Regions from separate parts of the Homo sapiens genome. Here region 2 is linked to region 1. The links are chromatin contacts, found by Hi-C in ENCODE. All regions are on one chromosome and are shown on one strand. Each heading gives the region's core, a stretch centred on a gene start or an enhancer-like site at or near the end of the contact. The rest is flanking DNA. Distances are from core to core; before and after follow the strand shown. Region 1 holds the start of SPCS3-AS1 (SPCS3 antisense RNA 1). Region 2 has its middle 120 kb from the start of SPCS3-AS1.

The links. Hi-C counts contacts between places; a loop is a spot of excess contacts on that map. Pooled maps may share reads with other maps.
Region 2: a loop to region 1 is called in a pooled map, with 2.2 times the contacts of the local background. The contact joins the enhancer-like site here to the promoter of SPCS3-AS1 in region 1. A Hi-C loop is called at or near these places in 1 of 50 pooled maps.

The regions. Positions count from the first base shown.
Region 1 is chr4:176,319,236-176,321,935 of GRCh38, reverse strand. It overlaps SPCS3-AS1 (SPCS3 antisense RNA 1), which reads left to right and starts at 1,426. Exons shown (of 4, transcript NR_186171.1): 1 at 1,426-1,791. It overlaps SPCS3 (signal peptidase complex subunit 3), which reads right to left and starts at 1,970. Exons shown (of 5, transcript NM_021928.4): 1 at 1,717-1,970. The coding sequence starts at 1,859. RefSeq lists silencers at 1,257-1,336, 1,367-1,436, 1,557-1,676 and an enhancer at 1,659-2,159.
Region 2 is chr4:176,435,212-176,437,924 of GRCh38, reverse strand. It overlaps a transcript of LOC124900817 not described here. Among named protein-coding and RNA genes, the nearest start is that of SPCS3-AS1, 120 kb to the right of the region's middle. Within about 2 kb of position 1,389, at least 2 of the 41 ENCODE cell types and tissues checked have a DNase peak (open chromatin) inside an H3K27ac peak, as active enhancers do.

The DNA of each region.
Region 1 (2,700 bases), core at 177-2,676:
AGAAGGGGATAAAAACTGCTAAAAAGAATAGTAAATACTTGATGTAAAGCAATTTTGCAGAATGGGTAGAAGAAAGCTACACATGACTACAAGGTGATACGAATACTAACAGATGGCATATTAAAGGGTGATACAGTAATCACCCCCTTATCCGAGGTTTCACTTTCCGGTTTCAATTATCCGCGGTCAATCTGGTGTGAAAATAGGTGAGTCCAGTAAAATAAGTTATTTTGAGAGAAGGGGAAAGAGATCATATTCACATAACTTTTATTATAGTATATTGTTACAGTTCTATTATGTTATTGTTAATCTCTTATTGTGCTTAACTTGTAAGTTTTATCATAGGTAGGTATGTATGTACGGTATAGGAAAAAACCAAGTATATATAGGGTTTGGTGCTATCCGTGGTTTCAGCCATCCACTGGGGGTCTTGGAACGTATACCTACCCCATTAAGGGGATACTACTGTAACCAGCTGCTATTTACTGTTTACTACGGCTCAGACCCACTGACAATATTTTTCACATTTCAAATAATTCTCACAACCTAAAAATTAGGTATTACTTCCATCTTAAACAAAAAGAAATTAAGGCCCAGAATGGTAAGAAAACTTGCTCAAGACAACAACAGCTAACATCTGTTCAGTGTTTAATATGCACCAAGCTCTTCTAACCCTCACAGGGCTGACAATGGCAGTGCTGATGTCCACCCCAGGTCTATTCGAACAATATCTAACAAACATCAGTACAGTAATTTAAAAAAAAAAAAAAAAGGTGGGGGGAGAAGGCTCGCTATTTGATAACTGGCTTCTTGGCGATTCTGACAAAGAAATAAACTAAGGTTAAAGAACTTGTGTAAGACGGAAATAGAGTAGAAGGGTATGAGAACAAGAGATGGAAAAATACGACGATTAAAGACAAAAGTGCCAGAGAATAAAATCAAGGACAAAATAGGCAATAGCGAAATGGCACTGTCATTTCGAACTGCATTTTTTGGCGTTTTCGCAGACTTCTTCAAGTGGTTGGCAAAAGAAAAAGAAATAAAGAAACCCAACAAAACAAAAATCTCGCTGTATCAGAAGGCTAAGATGCTTAATTCTCTCAGTGCCCAACATCTCTGGCCAACTTCAAAGCAGCTCCAACTGTTTACTGCCTTCTGAAGGTGCAAAGGCAACAACTGTAAAGGGAATGTCAAACAGGGCAAACTCGGGTGATGAATGACACAAAGACAACCCCGTCCTGTGGCCTCCAGAGCCGCCAGGAAACCCCACGGAAGCCCGACCCAGAGCGCGGCGGCAGCGCCTGGAGGGCCTCGCATGCGGACCACGAGCGGCACCGGACGCGCGGGAGGCGCCAGCCCAGGCGGGCGGCGGCGCCGGCTCTGCTGTTGTGTTGCTCCCTCATTGGCCAGGCGTGGGTGGAGGGAAGTGAGGAACAGGAAGCAAGCGGAGGCACCGACCTGAGGAACGCTCAAAATTAAAATTTAAGAGCAAGCCCGGGAATTTACGGTGGAGGGGTGCAAGTTCCGAGGGGACGCCGGAAAAGCCTGCGACGTCCACCCCTGACGACCGCCCTCGGGGGCGAACTGCCGCTCAGGAGGGCGATCCGGACGCCCTGCCCGCGGCCCCGGCACGGCAGCCCCGGCGCGGCGGCCCGGCTTCGGCTTCCGCCCCAGCCCGGTCCCGGCGTCCTGCACCGCCGGCCCGGCCTCACTCACAGCATGATCCGCGAGACGTGCAGCCGCACCGGGACGCTCCTGTCTTTGAAGGCGGTGGTGATGAAGCAGCCGAAGGTGAGCGCCGCCATCACGCTCAGCGAGAAGGCGAACAGTGAGTTCGCCCGCGACAGCACCGTGTTCATCGCGATCGTCTCCCACGAGTCCGGACTCCACACGCACACCCAGGCTCCCGTTCCGGCGGCGGACCGGCTCCCTGCGATCCGCGCCGTCTGCGGTGCGCGCGTTCCGGGAGCGCGCGCCGCCGCAGCCCCGCCTCCTTTCCGGTCCTCCGACGCGAGCGCGCGCGCGCCCGCTTCCCGAAACACACCCACAGCGCGCACGGGGCGGCGCGGAAAGGGAGAGACTCAGCCGCGGGCCCGCCCCTCCGTCGCGGCCTAACGCCGCCACCAATCAGCGACGAGTGAGGGAGGGGCGGGGTTTGTTGTGGAAGACCCACCCCCTCCTCTTCTAAATTGCTTCTCCGACCTTTGGGTTCAGAGAATTGGGAACCGGTCGTTCGCTGTCCTTTTTCGGTTCTTTGGTCAGAGGTCTGGGACTGCGACTTCTTGATTACTTATGTACCATTTATTTTCACTTGAAACCGGCAGCAAGTTAAGGTGGTTTAGAATCTGTCCTGACGGGTGGCGTTTGGAAGCAGCACTTTACAAAACGCCTGGTCCTCTCCCTTCTTTGTCAAACCTGGTCAAAGTTAGGACTTGAGCTTTTTTTGGAGGATCTGAGGAGCAGTGGGGAGTGGGGAATTAGCCGCCCAAGTCCTTAAAGCTGTCACGTGCATCAGTATTTCCACCTCCAACGTCAGTCCAATTCCTATTAATGCTTTGCTTTGTATGGATAGCTAAAGATGTTTTAGAAGATAAGGGTTGAGGCTACCGATCCTAAGTATTTGCATTTTAACATGGTGATTTCTGATAAATAAAAGGATAACCTTTCTGGGTTCTTAGGAGCAAAGAAGATAATGGCTGC
Region 2 (2,713 bases), core at 140-2,639, 120 kb before region 1:
CTGACTAATCCATAGCAATCTTTGGACTTTCCCTTTGCTAGAATTGAAGTACCTCTGGGAAGCCTTCCCTAATGGTCATGGTTGTTAAGCCTCACAATGGACAGCGACTGCTCACTTTTCTGAACTTCTGAACCTATTGTGTTCCTCTGGGAATACAATGGTAAGTAAAATCAAGCCAGGACCCTGCACCCAGGGGATGTGAAAGGGAAGGTGAAAGAAAAGGTGAAGGCAAGATGTTAAATAACATCCAGATAATTAATTTCATTACAATTGCAATAAAAGCTACCAAAAAAGGAAGTACAGGATACTGGGACAACAAAGATCATATATTCTCTATCACTCATTCAGCACTTTGTGTCCAACTCTTGCTTGCTTTCTATGGGCAATCTATCACTCTGGTTCTGGTATATCTCTCTAACCTTTCTGGGTAGGTCGTAAGCTCAGGTTAGTCAGGGACACGACCCGAGAGAACACTTATCTAGCAGAAATCGTTGTCAATAGCCATTTAAAGATACATGATGGCTAATTTTTGGTTAATTGAGTCATATCAAAGAACACACTTACGTAGCAAAGGGGAAGGGAGATCATCGCCAAGCTCACCGTGGCTGATGCTTGTGTCAGGTGGGGTTGTTGAGGAAGAGAAATTCCTAAATTTCTATGCCATGTTCAGCTACTATCTGAAACCTGTGGGAAAGGAAAATGGAAAGACTCAACTTTCAAATCCTCCCCCTTCTATACCTCCAAAGGTTAGGACATAGAGTGGATAGCTCATTGTGAGGCAGAAACCATTTGTGAGTCTTCAGTGATGCAAAGGTAGCTATGGAGCCAAGAAGAAGGTAGAAAGTTAAATTTTTCGTCAAAATTAAGTGGAGAGAATTAAGTTGGGATCAAGGAATGCTGGAGATGTAGAGAAAGAAGACTTAGTATCCCCACTCTGTATGCTAAACACTGTATGTTTAAGTGATGCTTTGAAGGAAAACAGGATGTGGTTAACATCTAGGGAGTTTCCGTGAAACAAAAATATCCAGATGGCACAATGATGCTGTACACTCCTTACTTTGGTGGAAGTAGGAACTGAGTCAAGGCTGAATTCATCCCACAGTCATGTACGTGGCCCTCCCCTGTGGCCCTCCCTGCTAGCTCCACTGGATCTCCTCACTTAGTCCTGGCCCATCTTTGTACTCTTAACCAAAACTGGCCTCTGTGAGTACCATTCATTCAAGATCCCACTTTCTGAGACTTTATCTGATAAGCTGACTGTTGCTAAGGTAGCAGTGACTAATACACCTCCCAGATAACTCATTTTCATGTTAATAGGAGCATGTCAGATCTTATCTCAGAGGAATGACTATAATGTGATGGATACTGGAAGTGTGGTATTTGATCATGAAGACCTTCTTACACATTCTCAAGTCGTATCACATAAGCCAACACCTGCTCCATCTATAAAATGCCAGCTCTGTCTCATTCACCAAAACTCTGCACTGACATTCCCAGGTTCATGCGGAGCATCTTGGCAAGGCCCCAAATGGTACCTTAAATCCCTGAGCCATCCCAGCTGCTAGAAATAATGCTTCACGTCTCTTCTCCCACAGCATAAAGAAAATTCAGTTCAGGAATCACTGTCAGTGAATACTAACACTTCATGCAAATCAGCCAAATTTATTCTTCACTTTGCTGCTTCTTCAAAAAAACATGACAACCACGACAAGAATTTTCCATTATTCTGCATACAGAGCTCTCCAGAAATAGAGTATCTATTAAGTTGCCTTTCAGAATGTAATATTAGAAAGATCAAGTCTTTTTAAAACCACAAAGATAATAAAGTTGCAGAGTTTGGGATTGTCAGGGCAGACCTCCAGACTCCCCACAAGGTTCAGCCCTGTAGTAATAGTTGTTCTCCTTTTCCAACTTGGCTCAACACTACTAAGTCCTTTGCTGAGCACATAATGTTTATCATTTTTCTCCCCCACTGTTATTCATGATTGAAACTGCTCTAGAAGGCAGGTGTGGGAAATGAAATATTATTGAAATATAAGGTGATGATAACCATTAGATTTCAAGCTAAATTTTCTAACCAGGAATTAAATCATTTAAACTTCATATAATTTTAGAGATCATTTTTTTCTCTTAAGAGAAAAAGAAAACACCTGGTACATTATTTGGCAGATTCAAACTGAAGGAGCCAGAGGAAATTATCATTGACTGGCCGCAAAGATAAGTGGTTATATATTTTAACTGTGGGATATGACTATTCCTTGTAAATCCTGAATGGCAACTGCTCTCACCTCCCACCATCTTCTGGTAGTCTCTCTCTCGCTCTCTGTCTCTGTCTTTTATGCCCAGATTAAAAAAAATAGAACATATTTCAGTTCTAGCTTGACTTGCTTGGATATAAAATAGAATATAACTATCCCTTGACACACCATCATTACTTGTTAGATAAAATTGGAACAAATGGTTAAGAGTTCCCTGGATGGTTGTGCAAAATAATGGTAACTCTTAGAACATCAGTGTCCTCTTTAGTGAGATAAAAATGAACAGGAACACAGAGCAGAAAAACTGAGACCAAGACAGCCAAAGATCTCATTAAAGTAAGAATGTGATCCATTTGCTTACTTCTTCTCAAAGTAGAGTATCATCTAGAAAGCGAATCAATGTAAGTGAAATAGGATGAACTTGTACACCAAGAACCTGATCATGGCAATCCTAG